Regions from separate parts of the Mus musculus genome. Here regions 2, 3 and 4 are each linked to region 1. Evidence: chromatin loops called from intact Hi-C (ENCODE). Cell type or tissue: left cerebral cortex. All regions are shown on one strand.

Region 1 (5,000 bases):
GATCCCTTGAGGGTTTATCAAATATCTTTAGTGGTATTCGTCCCTCTCCTCCTCTCTTTCCTCCTGTATTGGCCTCCCTCCCTCATATCCAATTAAAGGTCCCCTACCCTTTTTTTCTGCTTCCCACTTCATATCACCTGTACTCTGACACCTGATATTGGATACCCTGTACCCAGATGACCTGCCCCCATGGTCCTCTGATCCTTTCTGGTTTCCATGGTTACTACAAGTTGTATACTAGCATCTGAAGATTTAGAACTAGGAACCACAGATGAGAGAGAACACACACCATCTGTCTGAATGGATTGGGATTACTTCACTCAATAACAGCTTTTCTCATTCTATGCATTTACCTGACAATTTTCGTTATTTCCTTTTCCATTTATAGTTGAATAGCATTTCACTGTATGAATGGTATGTATCATATTTCCATTATCCATTCATTTGTTGAAGGGCATTAGCTTGTTTCCGTTTTCTAGCTATTGTGAACAGAATGGCAGTGAAGATTGCTAAGATAGTATCTGTGAAGTAGATTGTCAAATCCTCAGGGCACATGCCCAGGAGTGGTATTGTAGCTCTCAATTCACCTCAAAGAAGCTTCTCCTTTCAGCAGACAGAGCCCATAACAGAAAGCCACATTTGGTCATAATTCAGAGATCAATGGATCCTGGGGAACCCAACCCCATTGGATAGATACATTTACAACACAAATCCTGCACCCAAAGCTCAAAGAACATCAAGGAATAGAGTGTGGGAAGACTGAAAGAGCCAGAGGACCAAGAAGTCTGAGGTAAGAGTAGATATTATACAGGGAAGATATATTCATCGTTCTTCAACATTATGGCTGCCTAAATAAGACTGAATAATGAAAATACCAACAGACATAATAACGTCAAAGGGGAAATTGTACTTGTTCTCATTCCTAGACCGAACATCAGACAACTAAAGACTGGAGAGAGAGAGAAAGAGAGAGAGAGAGAGAGAGAGAGAGAGAGAGAGAGGAGGAGGGAGGGAGGGGAAGGGGGAGAGAGGGAGAGGGAGAGAGAGAGGGAGATTTTGAGGGGGACTGGCATGGGTCCTTCCTGTATGGTCCTCAGGGGGGGGGGGGAAACTGAGCTGCTGACAATTTGACTTCAGATTTCTGTCCTCCTGATCTGGAAGACATCTTTGTTTTAGGCAGCTTTGTTGTGGTGCATTGCTATGGGTAGCCTTGGTGATGAAACATCTGAGTATTTTCTATGCCTTAGTGTACCCAAGTCGCACAGGTGAAACTGTATATATATATATGAAAGAATGAGAAGAAAAGGAAAGAGCTAGCTCTCTTGGAAAAAAAATACAAATGATAAAACAAACAAAAGCAAAGCTCTGAGAGTGCACTGGTTTGCTTTGGTTCTGAGACTCACTGGTTTGCTTTGGTACTGAGAGCTCACTGGTTTGCAGCCATTTGTGCTTTCCATGTTAATGAAAGCGTGGTGCACTTGCCTTTAGCTGTCTGAGGACTAAAGTCTCTCCTTTAAGGCATGCAAGCTCATCTCCCTTTCCCCAGGAGTACCTGGTGCTGGCTGGCCTCATGAAATACTCTGCTGAAAAAGAAAACAGCTTTGCTACATTTAGCATTTCCCAATCTTGGTTACACTTAACTTTAAACTACAGACCCCCTTCCCCACTTGTAAGGACAAAGATGATCAAGACAAGAGATGCAGAGCAGGTGGTTGAGATGGAAGTTTGCAAAGTAGAAGCAACCCATTTGTCAGAGAAAAGGTCACTTCATTTCTATAAATCTCTTAAAGGCAGCTAGACTTAAAAACCCTGTGGGTAGTTGGCTGTCTTCCCACATATCCAAACTAAACATTTCTTCATTAATAAACATACCGTCTTCTCTCCAAATGGAGCCTGCCGAGCCCTGGAAGCTGACAGGGCGTTTCTCTCCTCGTCTTCCGGAGACATTTCTGAGACAAATGTTGGAAAGTTTGTGAATGCAGAGCCGAGACAGCCCTCATGCACCCCTAGTTGTCTGAACGCACAGCAGATCAGAGCTCCTTAGCAATCCTGTGCAGAGATGGCTTTCAGTTTGTCTAACATAGTCCCACGTATAGTGCCTGAAGTCCAGAGGAAGTATTCATTCATAAAGGTCTAGGGTCGTTACATCTCAGCTAGGAATGCTGCCCAAGGAGGGTTAAAGGTCTTCCCTGATGTCTTGTCTTCCATCTCCCCCACCTGCTGGGGATGCAAGATAAAATGAAAAGACTGTGGCTCACTGGAGTCTCCCTTTTGGTCAGTTTTTCTTTGGTGAAGAGTGGCTCAGGGGAAGACAACTGTTGGCTAAAGAACAACTGTGAAGAATGGGAAGAGGGTGTGCTGTTGGCCAAGACCTTTAATTTGGAGTTAATGACGCACGACCATTTAGTGAGCACGTACTATGCGCCATGTCCTGTTCCAAATACCGGAGGTGTAGCGATGAACAAAACGGGCACAATTTACTACGCTTGGAAAGGAAGGTGGAGGAGGAAGTACAGTAAAAGCCTGAATCAGTAAAGCATGGCGTTCACCAGATGGTGGTATGCACTGTGTGGGAAACAGAGAGCAAGCGGGTGGTGCGCGTGCTCAAGTTTGGGGGAGGGTGTGGAATTTTAAACAGGATGGTCAATGCTGAAGAGTTCTATGCGGAGGCGGTTCAGCATTTATATTCATTCATAGAATATCATGCTTGGAACCCCAACTGACACCTGCATCTGGGAACAGATGTCAGGAGCCAGAGGATGGGGGGTGCACCCAAAGCAGTTTTGTCGTAAGTTGCACACTGCTGTTTCCCCGTAGAGTCTTGTGTTGTGCGCCGTGAGTCAGTATTGTTAGACCTGGGCATGGTCACACACGGGTCATAAATGAGTATGGCTCAGACTTGAAAGAGGCCTTGCTGCCACCGGACACACTCAGAGAGGGGCCGCAAAGCGAGAGCGTCAGCGGTGCAGTGTGAGGGAGCTGCCTGGCACAGCGCCTTGGGCTTTGGAGTTTACTCTTCAGTGGCGCTCTTCCCTTGTTTCCCACCCTGAGCGTTTGGAGGTGTGTCTTCCCAGAAAGAAGGGGGGAGGAGTCAGACCGAGGGTTTCTCCATATATCACAAACTGTAACCTAACTTAATGTATAAGCAGTACATAGTGAGCTAGTCATCCCGTAGTCAAATAAGACAGACAGGAGTTGTAGCCCATCAGGTAGATACCACCCTACTATCTTCTCTCTGACTAAGAATGTAAACTGCTCATTTTGTAAGATGGAACACCAGGATTTTTTTTTTTCTGGTCTGTTGTCTGACTCCAGAATAATAAAGCATTTAAGACTTGGGGGGAAAAAAGACTTTTTTAAATTTTCTTTTACAGACTAAATTGATGTAAATGAACCTACAGAATATATAACGGAAAAATAAGGGCTCAGTGCCTGCCAAAAATGAGAAGGAAAGGGAATGGGGAAAGCAGAAAGAACAGAGGACCAAATAGGAAGAGGGAAAAGGCTTATCTTTTCTACACACTGCTGGAAGACCAGTGGTGACCTAAGATCTGATAGCAGGAGGAGCGGGAGAGGGACAGACAAGGGACAGACAGACAGAGCCTGCGAGGTCCTGGGAGGAGTTTAGTTTCCTTTCAACTGAATGGGAAATCTAGTTAGATTTAAAGACACGGGGAAGGCTGCTTTCTTGGATCTGGCCTAGGGCCTTGAGCTGGAGTCCTCTCTCAATTTCTAGGGTTTTCTCCAGCAGAGGTTAGCAGAGTCCCTGTTTTAAATGATCTGACCAAAAGCTGAATGAGTACTGACACAGAATTGCAAATTTCTCATTAATGTGACCAATGAAGATGAATTATGCCAATTGTCCAGTCAATGAGGAAGTTTCAAGCTTTCAGTCAAAGCCTAATTTCCTAGGAATATAAAGTTTTGGTTGAGATTTTCATGTTCAAAGTCAGGCTATATGACTAGCACTTGTTAGTCATATAGAATCTTGGGAATTTTGAGCTGGAGAGATAAGACGGCTCAGGGGTTATGTGTGCACATTACTCTTGCCAAGGGCCTGAATTCAGATTCTGGCCCTGATATTGGGTAGATCACAGGTGGCAGAAATGCCAGCTGCAGAGGGTTCGACGTCCTCCTCTGACTTCTGCAGGCACCTGCACTCGCATGCAGGTCCTCACATAATACATATACTTTAAAAAATAAATCTAAAGTAAATGCAGAATCTCAGACCCCACAAAGATCTGATGCGTTCAGAACACAGGGCTAGGGTAGCAAGCCCTCTAGGTCTTGAAAGTGTTTTAAGTAACTGCCCAGAATCAAACCAGAGAAGCCCTGAAGCCTCTGCACCAGTGTGACCTGGAGTAACATTCCCCGGGTTCTCTGTGCTTAGTTTCCTCGTTTGAAAATGTGACACGTAAATAGGTTGTATGGTGACTATGCAGTGCCTGGCAGTCGATAGGTTTTTGTCATTATGGAATGGCTGCTGCAGGCTGAAGCTGAGGAGATGGAAAAGGCTATGTTTCTGCCCTTTTAGAATCTCCATTCTGGTTAGAATGATTATAATTGATGATAACACCGAAGTTACATGTTAATGTGTGTGAATTCTACTCGGTATCTTTACAACTTAGGGTGTTTATAGACTGTGAGCCCTAATTTCCTCATCTAAACCATGGAGATGAATCTATTACCTCCTTAAAAAGATTTCTATATGAATGATTAAAGTCTTAAGCTCTTGTTCTGTTGCTTAGTAGATTTTACATTCTTAATATTGTTAGCCGTGATTATTCCATGAACAGCAGGCTATTGAAATAGGAATAGTTGGTAATGTTAAATGAATAATTTTAAAGGGAACTGTAAAGGGAATTTCTATTCTTAAAAGGCAGGTGTAAGTCATTGCTGCTCACTGAACAGGATTTCTTTGGCTAAAAGCCCTAGATGCAGAAGGCAACTACTTATTAAATAAACTAAGCTCCTTGTAGCTAGGAATATTTAACTATTTT
Region 2 (5,000 bases), 340 kb before region 1:
ACAGTTCTTAGCCAGTTCCCAGAAAATGGTTTAGAAGTGTTGGATGCCTAACTCCCAGATTTCTGTGTTGGCCCTCTCTGAGTAGGGAGGTGAGTTCTCAGAGAGCAGAGCTCCATGTGTGGGCAGACTGGGAGGGACCCTAACCCTAATCAGCACAGACTACATAGTGAATGTCTAGATACCCATCCCTATCCATAGCCAACATCAATGGGTGCTCACTGTCCTATCACTTTCCCCTGCTCCTCTTATCCTGTGGAATATTGGTGCCCATCCCAGACATCATTTCAGCTGTAAATACTGCAGGATGCCCTGTTTACAGGAAAGACACACTGATGCTCTCATGCCCTGACACCTAATGTTAATTCTGAATGGTTGCTTAGCTTTCATGGCCTTAACTTACTGTATCCCGAAACAGTGGTGGGAGTTACCACCAAAACTCCCTTTGCAGACCACTAAGCCAAGGAAAGCCAGTGGTGTGATAATTCTGGTTTTGTGAATCAAAGGCCATGTGATCTTTCCACTCTGCCTTCACCTCGCTGGGGGCAGAGGATGACACGCTTGGAGAGCAGCTGGCTCTGAATGAGCCTCATGCCCACACAGCACAATGTCTTGAGTCTTCACTGTACTCTGCCCTTCTTGAATCTGAGCAAGAATCCACCCTATTTGGCTGCTTTTAGCATTCTTTACTTTTCTTACTTTAACAGTATAAAGTTATAGCTCTAGTCACGTTAACGACTTCTGGCTTTATTTGCAGTCTTTGGGGAGAGAGGCAGGAAAAGACACGACAGATTTCTGTGTGGATTCTCCAGCACAGTCGCTCCGGGGAGGGCATTCCCCAATGATTCATAGTGACTCATTCATAACTTCCCCAGCAGATCTCAGCAGCGAAGGCAAACGCAAAGGAATTTTCATGGTTGAGGGATGCCTCTTCCCCTAGCCGGCTGGGCTCCTACCCTGGAGTCCCTTTAACCTGGAGCCTTTCATCTAGGTGTGGATGTTGATGGGGAAGCATCGGAACTGAGAACTGGGTCTTGCAGGATCACTAGACAGATCTGTATGCATGGGATAACACTGCTCTCACAAAACAAAATTGTGAGTGCCAATGACTTCTTCCTCAGATATTGCAGTACAGCATCGATCGAAGGACAGGGGAGATGACCCCTCACTGAGAACCACAGAGTCTCCGCCCTCTGTATGCACCAGTTCTCAAACTGTTATCACATTGCATCAAAAATACCTGCATGTACATCTGGGTTAGTTTCCTTAGGTCAGGACCTCTGAGCCCCAGCTATCAAAAGCTAAGTAATTCCTGGATTGGGTAGGATGCTGTCCTGGGTATTTCAGGTACTTAGGTGGACTCTCTTCCTGAAGCCCTGATAACCCAAACTGCCCAGAGGTTTCCCGTTATCCCTAGGCGGGTAGAAATGTCCCTGAGGGAAAACCCCTGATTCAGCGCATAGACTCGGTAATCTGTGACCTCTGCAATAACTGTGTTTCAATAATACCCAGTAGGATTGACTCTGAGTATAAGTCTTAAAGTAAGGGTTGGATTCCAAGGAACTGCCATGCGAAGCAGGTTGGAGATACAGTGCGATACAGATGGGACAGGTGAGGCTCAGAAGGTTCTGGGTCTTCTCAGCTACACAGTTAGGAGGGACGTGGCGAGTAAGTGTAGATACACTACGTCCAAACCCTAATGAGGGGAAGGCAGAGAATAGGGAACTCAAAGGAGGCTCTGGATCCTCCAGCTTTCTAGCTCCGACAGCCAAGGAACAGGGCAGATGATGCCACACAGACAGAACATTCTAAGCGCCTGCAGCTGTTAATTATAGAGGAGCGTGTTCTGAGACATGCTTCAGTCTGGATGGAGCCTCTGCGCTGACTGCAAACTGCCTGGAGCCTTGTGATCCGACCGAGCGTGGGGAGCGGCGGAGTCAACTCTTAAAAGCCTTCTCCAGTCCTTAAACTAGAGAATTAATGATAAGTGATCATAATTTGAACCACACGTACAACGTGGGGTGGCCAGACAAGGCTCAGAGCCCCAGTGCAATTGGTTTGTGAATGAGTTTAGTTCCAAGGCTTAAACACTATCTTAATTAGGTTTGGAGCTCACTTCCCTTTTTCTGAACAGGAAAACAGAATGGAGTAAGTAGCGCCGTAAGCAGTAAGTAGTAGATTCATATTTGAAGGTTGGGTGGGAGACGGATTGGGATTCCCATGGTTTGTGATAGGTACCCAGTTTGCTGAACAGCAAAGGTCTAATTCTAACTCCCTGAGGGCTTTGTTTTTTTTTTTCTTTCAGCATCATGCTACTGTAGCCGAAGACATCAGCTTCCCACATCTGTAACTCAAATACACTCACCCATCTGAGCGTGCACAGCAGTGTTGTTAGCAGGCAGCCTGGGGGTGGATAGTTAGGGCCAGAGTGTTACCATGCCATGACTGCTTCAGCTCTCCTGAAATCCCCGGGAGAAACCTTAACCCTCAAGATGAGGATGTTTAGAGACAACTAGATCGTATGGACAGAACCCTTAGAATGAAATTAGTCACCTTATATACGATACCTAGGAGGTTTTCCCACTTTGCCTGCCCTGTTAGGATACAGCAAGATGTTCATCTAGGAGCCAAAAAGTAGCCTCTTGTCTGGATACTTTACTAAGGCTTTGATCCTGGATATCCAGTCCCCGGAACTACAAAAATAAAATGACATATCTGTTTGGCAGTCTATGGTTTCTGTAATGAACATAAAAGTTCAGTGCAAGTATAGGTTACCAGTCCTTGAGTTGTTGGTCAGAGGTGTCCTGGAGACCCTCCAAATAGTACAGGCTATTGCCATTGTTCCCAATTCCTCACCAGAACTTGGTGGTAAGACCCTACTGCAGATGATACCATGCATATATGTCGCATCATAGAGAGACATTGAGATGGTACTGATCAGGAAGCATTTTCCTGGCTGGCTAGCTTTATATTACTGGCAAACCTTATGCAGGCTGTTACAGAGAAAGTCATCAGTATTATTACCCAGTGGTAAGGCCATGTGAACTGCAATATGACCACTAGGGAAAGACACTTCCAGGAATGCAATGGTGGAATGAATGATATGGTGGTAACCAATTGGCAATTGGATTCAGGACCTGTTCCACAGGTGCAAACACATGCCTGGTAATGTAAACCTGACCAAGAACCCATGGCTGGGAGTTTACAGGTCAAAGTGATGAAGCTACTACTGTTATTTTGCTAAATGGTCATAGCATCAAACAGCCTCTAAAACCCATAGATTACCGCAGCTCTCAGACCCCCATCAGAGAAATTTCTATGTGCAGTGTGTAGTGGCTATTGCAGAAACTCATAACTGGTCAAAGTGCAAAGAATAACTGCCAGTGTATTGCTCATCCATAAATAGAACATACATGTCACACCCTCCCTAAGGCTCAGGGACCATCACAAAAGGGGTAGAAAGAGTGAAAGTGTCAAAGTTCTGGGAAGGCTGGAGTGACCTTCTGGACATGACAGTGACCTTCCGGACATGACAGGCCTGTTGTGATCATGAGGTCACAGCAGCTATGTTTTCTAGCACAAGATCCTCACACGATCAAAGCAGTCATCATCCGGGTATGAAGTGGGAAGGGATTCATGAGCCACAGATCCTATGCAAGGAGTTATGGACGTTGATGGTTTCTGGGAGAAAGAAAATCCATTTCCCTTAAGGGTGTGGCTCATGATAGGTTGCTCATGCTCCAGTGGAGAGCTCTACATTCAGGAGTAGATGGCCAGCATACATGAGAATCCCTGGACTTTGGGACAGAGGGAGGAAGGATAAATCTGGGAGGAGTTAGGGAAGAAGTGTGTGTGGGTGAATATGACAAAATATAATATCGTCAAAGAATTAATAAAATGATGATAAAATAAAAATTAATATCTGTTGTTAGGAAACTGCTCACTCTCTGGTATTTTATGAAGGCAGGCTGGCTGGACAGGAAGCATTCCATTCTAGGGAGGGCTAGTGACTGCTGAGGAAGGCATTAATGCATTCTACACTGATGCTTATGATACTTGAAAGCCTGTCTATAAAGGTATAGTACGGTCTACTTGCAGTCAGGCAACTAATGAGCCTTATTTAATGATCCAGTTGATGACACCTGACATTCCATTAATGTCTTTACTCAGTAATGCTTTCTTTTGCTCCCCACCCCCGACATACACAGCAAGGAGACAGGAAAGTACTGTTCTTGGTTCTTCTCCACCACTACAAGGCCACGTCCTCTGCTTGGCTTGTTTGTGCTGTATGAACACAGCGATGGCTCTGTCATCAAGGATTCAAGAAAAACAGCCTGGAACTCACATGCCATGTTGAGGCTGTTGGGTTCAGAGAGGATCAAACTCCCTGGGCTCTGGGACTCATAGGAGAGACAGAGAAAGGAGCGGCTCTGTTGGCACTCACTTATAGCTGGAACTCCAATGCTCTCTCTCATCCTTATTTCAAACTCAGCAGTCGTGAGCTCACCAGGCCCAACAAGGCGATCATATAACTTTTTATCTACTTTAAAAGAGAAATAACAGGGGTGTTATAAGGGCTTTAATATTGATTTGTAGCAATGGCTGCACAACTCTGTGAATTACACATATAAAACAAGCAAATTTTATGGCATATAAATTGTATCTCAGTGACACTGTAACAGAAAAAGAAAAGGAACTATAAAGAGGTTTGGGCAAAAAGTACCTCCCTAAATTACTCTGGATGCAGGGCTGCATGGGAAAGGCCAGCTGTGCATTCATGTTACTTAGCCTTAGCCAAATCTCCTTTTATTACAGCAGAGACATTAGACTAGGAAAAGTACTTAGTCTTGATTCCTTTAAAAAACATCAATCACATTTATTTATTCGTTTCTGTGTGTGTGCATGTGTGCATACTACCATGTGCATGTAGAGAGCAGAAAACAAATTGTGACTCAGTTCTCTCCTTTTACCATGTCAGTTCTGGGGATCAGATTCAGGCTACC
Region 3 (5,000 bases), 380 kb after region 1:
TGTAAAGCATAACATCTGATACAATAGTTAATTTAATAGAGGAGCAATGCCAAGCCTTGCTGAGGACATTAGGCAACTACACTGCTGGTAAGATAACAATTGCTACAACTACTCCAGAAACATATTTGGTAATGCCTGGCAAACTTTAGCCTCTACTAATTCTGAATTCCAACAGTTCCGCTAGAACTATAGACCCCACTGAGGTATAAGACTCACACTTAACAGGACTATAAGAGTATCCATGGCGACAATACTAGAAGACAAAAGGTGAAAATGACCAGACTCCTTTGCTATGCAGGAAGCTGCAGTAGTTTGAAGTATGTTATTTTTTTTTTTACTTATTCATTTTACTGCACCCCTCCCAGTCACCCACCCCATAATTCCTTCTCCATCCCCCCTTCTCCACTGAGCAGGTGGGTCCCCCTTGGTTATGCCCATCCTGGCACATCAAGTCTCCAAGAGGCTAGGTGTATCCTCTCCCAATGAGGCCAGAAAAAGCAGCCCAGCTAGAAGAACATGTCCCACATATAGGCAACAGATTTTGGGATAGCCTCTGCTCCAGTTGTTCGGGACCCACACGAAGACCAAGCTGCACATCTGCTACCTATGTGCAAGGAGGCCTAACTCCTGCTCAGGTATGTTCTTTGGTTAATGGTTCAGTCTCTGAGAGCCCCAAGGATCCAGGTTAGTTGACTCTGTAGGACTTCCTGTGACGTTCCTATCTCCTTAGAGGCTGCAGCGTGTTTTAAAGAGTTCTCAGGTTCGTCACCACAGAGAGAAAGGAGACAGAATTGGGCAGAAATGGGAATTGTTGGGTTAGAGTACAGTCATATGGTCTGTGCCTATTCTACAAGGAGTTCTGAGCCTGGCTGAGTACACAGGCTGGCTGTCCTGTTTGCAGTGTCTGCAGTGTTGGATGTGCCTGCCCCAGCAGACATGTGGGACACTGGGCAATGCAGTTCTCAGCCAGCAGAGCAGAGGAAAGAAATTATCCTTTAATCTGAAGAGGGAATCTTGACGAGACAAAACAACAAATGACAAAACCCAGTGAATTAAGCGAGGCAAATTCACCCAAGGGAAGACAATACAGAATAGTGAAACCACAGACCCAGACACGCAAATGAACACACAGAACATACGGGAGAAGTGCATACATGTAAGCTTCAAAAGCAGGCATGGCAGATCTGAGGGGTATGGCAGCTACTGTGGTAGGAGGGGACAGGATCCCAGGGAGAGTGGCTGAGTGTCTTTGAGTTCTGGGGGTGCAGAGTAACAAAAGGTCAACAAAAAAGTGCACATGGAACCTGTAAACTTTTCTGCATGGATATTGTTCTCCAATTAAACTTTTATTAAGGAGAAAAATAGAAGAAAAGGGATCAGTTGAGGAGACAAGAGCAATAGAAAGGGAGGTGGGGATAGTGAGTTAAAATAATAATAAACCTACAAGCAGCATAATTAATAAATTATTTAGACTTTGTGGTATAAAGGCCAGATTTTTCAGTTAGTTCTTTTCTTTGGAAGGTTTCTATTGTTCTAGGCTGGAGTTGAAAAGAAAGGAGAGTATAAAAAAAGAAAAAATAATAAGAATAGATATAGTGGCCCTCAATCTCTTGGGAGAGGGGAAGCCTGTGGCCTGAATGGGGCCCAAGTGGCCTGGAGGGGATGGGACAGGCTCAGCCTTCCAGGAGTAAGAGATGCTGATAAAGAGAACCTTCCCTCTGTCTGCTCACCTGCCCTACTTCAGCAAGGAGAGCTCCCACTGAAGAGATGTCCTGTTTCTGTAGCCGGAGGCCCCCACCGCGTCCACTGAATGCAACATCACTTCAGAGCAGGTCCTGGCTTTCTTTAGAATAGTTCCATTCAGTCACAGCCCCTTTAATCTTACTTGACTAAAGATAACTCTGCTTTGTTGGACAAAATCGCATCTGGAGTACAGCATCTTCCCAGAGAATGTGCCCAGATGGTAGAGGTATTTAAGGAAATACAGTTTTCCAAATTGGGAATTTGTAACCCCCTCTGATTTCATTTATATGACTTGCCAAGCCCCTCCCCCTGTTGTGGCCTTTATAAGCTGTTCAAGTGGCAAGGGGGTTATGTGATGTAATCATAGTAACCCTAAAATTCACTATGCTATACACCACACACACACACACACACACACACACACACACACACACATACACCACATTACACGTCATAGACACATGTATCTCTCTCACACACACATACACATACACACACCATACCACAAACATAGGCACAAGCTTCACTCCAGCAACAACTTCAATAATGACTTATATCCTTCAAGTGGGCTTAAAATAAGAGACACAAAAGTTGTGTGAACCCTCACATGTTGTGGGTTTTGCCACTATGTCTAATGAGTATTCAACCATAAATGGGTGGCAGGTGGCTTGCAGCTGAAAACTTCCTGTGGGCAGGGAATGAAGGATTCATACAATCCTCCACGATGAAGAAGAAGCTGGAAATTGAACATGGCCTTAAAGATGTGCACTCTCCTGATTGTTTTTTTCTTTCCTTGCAGTAATAATTATTCTTAGAGAATCAGGTTGGTTTTTAAGGCAAGTAATTAATGCTTTCAACCCAGTAATTGAATTCCCTGGAATCAAAAGAGCTTCATTCTACGACCCGATCCGGGTTCCCATTATTTGACCAGAAGCTGAATTTCAATAGGAGATAAGAATCCCCCTGAATGTGTGGTTAGGCCACACGTAAGTTAGAAGAGAGTCCTCTGGGAGATGGTTTTGGGGAAGCAAGCATGGTTGGATCCACCTTTGGGGACAGGAGACTGTACCAGAGCTGAGACCTTGTTTTAAGGCAAGAGGAAAGCATATCCCATGTGCAGGCAACAGCTTTTGGGAAAGCCCCCACTCCAGCTGTTCAGGACCCACATGAAGACCAAGCGGCACATCTGCTACATATGAATGGGGACGCCTAGGTCCAGCTGTGTATGTTCTTTGGTTGGTGGTTCAGACTCGGAGAGTCTCAGGGGTCCAGCTTAGTTGACCCAATTTGTCTTCCTGTGCAGTTCCTATCTGATTCCAGATCTGCAATCCTTCCTCCTATTCTTCCATAAGAGTCCCCAGGCTCCATCTGCTTGGCTGTGGATGTCTGTATCTGTCTGAGTCAGCTGCTGTGCGGAGCCTCTCAGAGGACAGCATGCCCCTGTCTGCAAGCGTAACAGATTTATCATTAATAGTGTTAGGGACTGGTACTTGCCCATGAGATGGGTCTCAAGTTGGGCCAATCGACTATTGGTTGGCTGTTCCCTCAGTCTCTGCTCCTTCTCCTCTCCCCCAGCCCCCAGCCCCCAGCCCCCGCCACCCCACTCCCCGTGTCTGCACCTGTATGTTGGATAAATTTTACTAACCTGGCTGCCTTGTCTGGCCTCAGTGGGAGAGAAAGTGCCTAGTGTTGCAGAGACTTGAAGTGCCAGGGTGAGGGGGATCCCCAGGGAGCCCCCCACCCACTTAGAGAAGAAGGGGGGTGGGAAAACAACTATGGAAGAGGGTGACCAGGAGGGGACAGTGAATAAATAAAATAAAATTTAAATTAAATTAATTTTTTTAAAAAAGACAAGAGGAGACAGAGTGAGATGGCTCAGTGGGAAAGGCAACCGATGCCAAGCAGAACCACCTGAGTCCAGTCCTGAGAGCTTGTGTGGTGGGAGACGATGATGACTCCAGAGCTGTCTCCTGACCATCACATATACGTGTCTCAGCATGAGCATGCCTAATGCCTGCACGTGCGCACGCACAAACCCACACACTCACACACACACACACACACACACACACACACACACACACACACACACATTCACGCACACACATATATTCTCTCTCTCACACACACACACACACATACACACGTTCACACACACACACACACATTCACGCACACACATATATTCTCTCTCTCACACACACACACACATACACACGTTCACACACACACATTCACGCACACACATATATTCTCTCTCTCACACACATACACACACTCACACACACACACACATGCACACTTCATCAAATATAAATAAGTAATGTGGAAGCTGACCTGCAGACGTGGGAGAGACTTGAGAGGTAATAACATTCTGTCTACAGAGCAGGATGATTCCTGGAGCATGAGACCGCCCTCCACGGAGGAAGTGCCGGTCTTACATCGTTAGTCCCATTTGCTCACTCTCTGCTCTCGGCAGTGGCTCATTAAAGACACCCTCCAAGGACCTCTCCTCATCTTAGTCTCTTGTTTTTCTAGCCAGTGTTACCCAGAGTAGAGCCTGAAGTGAATTTTTATCCTCTGGGAAGATGATTACGGTATATGGAGGATACAAAGGCTGGGAAAGAAAGCCAGTATCAGCCTGCACTGGTGTTATCGATGTGGCCTTGTTCTAGATAGACCACATCATCATGAGCCCTGGCACTAGATGCTCTGTCTGAGATAAGACGAAGGCATGTATGTCCTGGCTTTCTTTTGGCCCCCGTTGTTCCACTCAGTCTTATACATAAGGCTTTCCTCCATTTTTATATGTGAGCATTCATTGGCCTGTTCTTGTGTGTGTGTGTGTGTGTGTGTGTGTGTGTGTGTGTGTGTGTGTGTGTGTGTGTGAAAAAGGACTTATGTGGCTGGTAGCCATAGCAGCCACCATATAAACAGAGGCAAGGCCAAGAAGAATGCAGGTGACACAAAGGATGGAGCCAATACATTCACAGAAGGGAGTAGGAGCACCAGCCCGGAATGCTCAGTCATAGATAGCTTAGGGTCCATTTCTGACCCATGTCTTTTCCAGGCATTGTGTACTCTGATGGTTTTCATGTACCTGAAAGTCTTCCTGCCTCCAGGCTCAACTTCTGTACCTCTGACCTGTTGGTAGGCACAGTGTTGTTTCAGGCCCAGGATTGGATCTTTTTATTCAGCCTCTTGGAAGATTCAGGATCTCTGAACACTTTCTCTCTGTATTTCTAGAATCTCTGGTG
Region 4 (5,000 bases), 350 kb before region 1:
GATACAAGACCAAAATTTCTTATTTGGAGAACATCTTAACAATCAGAGACACAGGGAAGGCAGATACCCTAGGTGGTGGTCTTGTTTAAATTATCTTTTCTAAATTATCTTTTCCATAAGAGCAACAGAGCCGGCCACTAGCCTTGGGCAAGGAGCCAATGCTTATTTGCTAAAATACCAGTTGATTGCCAGGGAGCCTGGAGCGGTGGTGAGGTGGGGGAGGTAGGAAGCCACACGTTATGGAAAGCGATGCAAGCAAATGAACGTCATCCTATGTGGTCAGGGCTCTCCAGGGTGGGGAGGATCTGCTGCTGCTATACGTTGCTGCTATACGTTGTAGCTGCTTCTGACTACTTGGCTTTTCAACCCAGCAGAGAGAGACTTCTTTCCTTCCCTCCAGCTTTCATGTTTGTGAGATCACAGGCCTCTTGGCTGACTGGCCAGCCTCTGGGTACCTGGATGTGATGCGTGTACCAAAGAGCTTGAGTCAAAGAACTCTCCTTCACAACGCTCGGAACATGCTCTGTCTCTATCCTAGAGCCCTTGGGCTATCCTTAAACCCGGAATGATGCCAATGCATTGCCTGGTGATGCAAGAAGATGCCACTGGTGGGGCAGAGGACGGAACCATGAAGTCCTATACGAGGGAAGCCCATCCTAATACACAAACAAGAAGGGCATGGAGTCCTGTGTGTGACTTCAGTCACCTTCACAGAGCTTTTGTTTGTAGAGGCACTGAGGTCCCCTTTGGTTTCCCATTGTCCATACCCGCAGCCTCCAGAAGGGGGCAACTGAGAGACAGAAAGACCTAAAGTGGGCCATTTAGTGGCAAGGCCAATAAGTAGTCTTAGCAGTAGTCAGTGAAGCAAAGCAGTGATCCAAGCTTATCTTGATAGAAGCTGGGCTGCTTCTGCCCACATCTGCATATTGATGCGTTGGCTATAAGCTGTATGTCAATGCTAAGCTGTTACTGCTGTCTACATAGGTTTTCCAACCCAGCAAAGAAAAACTTCTCTCATTCCCCCTACCTTTCATGACAGTAAGACCACATGCCCCTTAGATGACTGGCCTCCATGAACCTGTGTCGAGGAGATTGAGTCAAATGACTTTCCTCCACAAAGGTGAGAGCATGTCATGGCCCTCTCCCAGAGCCCTTGGGTTCCACACTTGAATACACCTCAAAATATGACTCTATTTGGAGACAAGCCCTTAAAAGGGGCAATTAAACAAGGTTCGGATGATGGGTTCTCCATCCTGATTACTTTGCATATAAGAGGAGATTTGGACACACAGAACGACACCAAGGCCACACGCATAAAAGAAAGATTGTGTGAATACATGGACCATCTGCAAGGCAAGGAAAGGGGACTCAGTCTCCACCCTTGCCTATACCTCCATGTTGGAATTCAACCACCAGGACTGTATAAGTAAATGTCTATAATTTAAGTTTATAGTATTATGTCTTAGAATGTCATATGTCATATGTCTTAGAGCCTAGGTGAACTTCCTAAGCTCCAGAAAAGCGGCTTTCCCACCCAAGGTGGCAATTTCTCTAGGAGCGTTACCTGCTGGAGTGGTCCCATCTGCCGATGCCTGTCTCTCTGTGCATTTTCAATGTACTTAAGACGCCGCCATGAGTTTTCTCCATAGTCTTTGGGAGATGGCATGCTACACAGTACTGTGGTGGAGTCCACCAAGCTTCATATTGCTGCAAGGGCCAGCTCAGGTCCTTGGAAGTCCGCAGAACTCAGTGTCAGAGATCAGGTTCCACCCTAGTGGGAAGGACTCCTACAGGTAAAACTGAAGACCGGATAAGTACTCCTTATTCAGTCACTCTCATGCTTACATGTTCACACAGTTGGGACAGGGTGACCCGAGGCTGTCTTCACCGTAGGGAGCAGAAGCCCACGGCTACCTCAGTTTAACCCTCAGCAGGCAGCAGTAATTCAGCATCCAAACTGATCCTCAGTAAATGCTTTCTGGGTGTCAGGGCTTTGAATACTGTTTAATCCCCACAATAGCACCGAGACATACATGAAGACTGTGACACAGGAACATTTGGGGACCAGCCTGCAGGCAAGGGGAAAGGGTGGCAGAATGGCTTGACCCACAGACATTCTTCTAGTAAGTTCTTAAGGGAACAGTCTCTCTGTAGGGCTCTGAAAATGAGGCTTTGACCACAGCCCAACTGTTGTTGAGACCCCATGTCACGAGGGAGACTGAACAGGGGTTCCACTTGGGACAGGCTTGCCCATCTAATCCACCTCAGCATCTCCTTGGGAATAGTGGCAAAGAGCAGGTATCTGAAGTCGTCACTAGAGGGAACCAGAAGCCTTCATATGACAGAGACTGTCCCCTCTCTGATGTGGAGCATGCTCTCCATGGCAAGGCTGGAGGGTTACCAGCTCCTAGGAAGGTGGCCTGCAGCCTAGAGGTCACCAAGGCTTGGGTGATTATTATTATAATAACTGCTTGGATATCTGCAGTTATTAGTGAATGTCTTCATCAAATGCCTAAGGCAGGAAGAGAGGTCCTTACCCCAACCGGCTCTAACCTTGCAGTCAGCACTTATCTAGATCAGCCTTTGGAAAAGTTAGCAACTCAAACCCTCCTCTTTAAAAACCCTCAGGGTGTTGATAATTCATAATCAACGCTCAGAATGACCTAGTGTATCTATAAATTCTGGGTATATTCTCTAAAAGTAGGCTGGAGATGCCAGGCCAGGCAGGAACAGGAGCAGGAGCTGGGGCAGAGGTCAACATTCTGCTGAGTGCACACTGCAGGGTGAGACTGCTCCAGCTCCGTGCTGAGGCAGGAATCCCACCATCAGAACAACTCTGCACCCAGAAGCATTAATAAGCAACAGGGGCTAAGCTGCAGCTGCAGAAATTCCTCCTGGCTAGGAAGCAGGGCTGATGTCTCCAGGCCCCAATGGAAAGAAGCAGACTGGAGAGGTGACAGCCAGGTGAGCCAACTGTAGGGAGCAGCTGTGATCTCGAACCTTCCCAACCCCACCTACAGCAGTGCCGAGATGCCAGGCGTTTTGTTTGAAAAACTGTGGCAGAGAGTCATGGCGTGTGTGAAATGCTAATTTCACCCTGATTTATCACCAAGAAGGACAAGGCTGTTTGCTGACATGACAGACTGGGTGATTTTTGAAGCCTGGCGAAATCCTAGGATGGGTTATTAAACCCTGGATTTATGTGTTCTGTGAGCAGGGAGCTGTTGCTGTCAGGTGTAGACAGAGTTCAGCAAGAGAAAGTCAAGCCAGACCGACTTCATTTCCTCTGTGGTTTTCTGATAGGGTCAGAGGCTGATTAGAGCGGCAGAAAGCCATAAACACATTGAGTGGGGAGGCAAGTACAGACTGGACAAACCGCTTGCTCAGCGCTTAGGAGAGGAAAGATGCATAGGGTCAAAGAAGAGCTAGCTGAAGCATGTTGAACAGGCAAAGCAGGTGTGTGTGTGTGTGGGGGTGGTGGTGGTGGCCAAGCAGAATGGGGTTCTGTGACATGCCTGGTAGCTCTCTCCTATCCTGCTTTCTCTATGTATGCCATGAGACACATCTATCCAACATGATCACTTGAAGACAGAGCACAGATCTAGGATGAATAATCGGCTAAATCCATGGACAGGAGAGTTGTGGTGTACCCACCGTGTACATGCAGGCCTTTTGCGGACAGGCTGGTGAAAGTATGGGGCACTAGAGCTTCCAGGTAGGGAGGGTTTCATTAGACAACAGTCTTGGAATACAACCCAGTCAGAGAAGCAGTTATCCCGAACTCCAATGCAATTTTGATGCATTGACAGAGTTGGGGCAAGGAGTGGGCCCCTTGATCTCACATGAAAAGCCATATGTCACTGAGATAGGGCCATTGCCACAATGGCTTATCCTCTGGACAAGGACTTAGGAGAGAGAGGGCTATAGAAGACATGCATGCACCAAGTGAAGGGACAGAAGGTTCAGCCTTCAAAAGAATGGGCAGGAGACATGGCCAAAATGCCATCACGGGGAACAAGAACTCTGGGTTTCTCTGCACAACCCAAAATTAGATGCTTGATCTAGTTACGACAAGGCAGATGACCAGACACTTTGGATACACGTGAATAGAGTGTCCAAAGGCTACTGAATGCCTCACTACCAGGCATGTTCTAGGGGAGGCCATGGGTCAGGAAGTTGGCTGCACAGGACACCTGGCAGACCTTTGGACCACACAATGTTCCCTTGACAGTGGGCAGGTGTCTCCAGGGCCCACCTGGGAACATAACAGGAGTGGGAATTCCCATACAAGCCTCCTTACGTTAAAAAACCACGTCAGACTCTGCTTGGAGACAGGAAGCGGGGAGCTGGTTGTACAAAACTGTCTGGCTCTCATACAGGACTCTGTGGGTTTGTGGGTGCCTCCCATCTCAAAGTCCAGGCAGGCAGCAATCACAGCCTCTTGTTATTTTTGATTTTAAGAAGAAGAATGGCTAGAAAGCTTTGGTGTTCAACAGGTTGCCTACAATGAAATTCTTAAAGTCTAGAGCAATGGCTCTCAGCCAGGGGTGACTTGGTTCCCAGACATTCAGTTAAACCTGGAACAAAGAGCCTTGATTATGTTCTAGGTTTGTTGATCTTATTTCAACCTCTCTCACACACATAGAGTGGCACAGACAACATTTTATTTTTCTTAGACATAAATGCCATACTGTCGTACCCAAGCTCACCACTCTCACTTGCCCTGGCCCATTTCCTAGCCTAGGACTTCAATTCGAAGCCTCCCAAACCTCCCCTTCAAAGCTTGAGTTTCATACAGGAATCCTTGAAGCTGAGGCTCCCAAGCAGGGGGTGGGGAGAAGGAGTTGAATGAATGGATACAGCTGAAGGAGCTGATATCTTTTCATGTATAATCATGTTAGGAATCTGAAGGTCAGATTATCATGGGTTAACCCATTCAGCCCTAGGATCCAAGAATCCTTCATATAGAATCAAAGAAGAGACAGAAGGAGAAAAAGAGA

What was found. Hi-C counts contacts between places; a loop is a spot of excess contacts. Peaks named below come from ENCODE experiments on the same cell type or tissue, not always from the same donor. Only the 100,000 strongest peaks of a DNase experiment are listed, where the experiment ranks them.
Region 2: it touches region 1 in a loop (5-fold over the local background); 19 of 42 quality-filtered maps call a loop at or near these places.
Region 3: a loop joins it to region 1, with 3 times the contacts of the local background. A loop is called at or near these places in 5 of 42 quality-filtered maps.
Region 4: a loop joins it to region 1, with 2.8 times the contacts of the local background. A loop is called at or near these places in 4 of 42 quality-filtered maps.

The regions. Positions count from the first base shown.
Region 1 is chr7:74,716,941-74,721,940 of GRCm38, forward strand. No RefSeq gene overlaps it. Among named protein-coding and RNA genes, the nearest start is that of Gm30459, 47 kb to the right of the region's middle. In left cerebral cortex, no CTCF peak of the experiment used is centred here; a DNase peak (open chromatin) is centred at 2,577.
Region 2 is chr7:74,376,012-74,381,011 of GRCm38, forward strand. The region is part of intron 2 of Slco3a1 (solute carrier organic anion transporter family, member 3a1); the gene reads right to left. Among named protein-coding and RNA genes, the nearest start is that of Slco3a1, 180 kb to the right of the region's middle. In left cerebral cortex, a CTCF peak has its summit at 3,049; DNase peaks (open chromatin) are centred at 820 and 1,790.
Region 3 is chr7:75,099,032-75,104,031 of GRCm38, forward strand. No RefSeq gene overlaps it. Among named protein-coding and RNA genes, the nearest start is that of 4930533N22Rik, 71 kb to the left of the region's middle. In left cerebral cortex, no CTCF peak of the experiment used is centred here; DNase peaks (open chromatin) are centred at 1,970, 2,305 and 3,048.
Region 4 is chr7:74,369,071-74,374,070 of GRCm38, forward strand. All of the region lies in intron 2 of Slco3a1 (solute carrier organic anion transporter family, member 3a1), which reads right to left. Among named protein-coding and RNA genes, the nearest start is that of Slco3a1, 180 kb to the right of the region's middle. In left cerebral cortex, CTCF peaks have their summits at 793 (motif pointing right) and 2,317 (motif pointing right); DNase peaks (open chromatin) are centred at 749 and 2,319.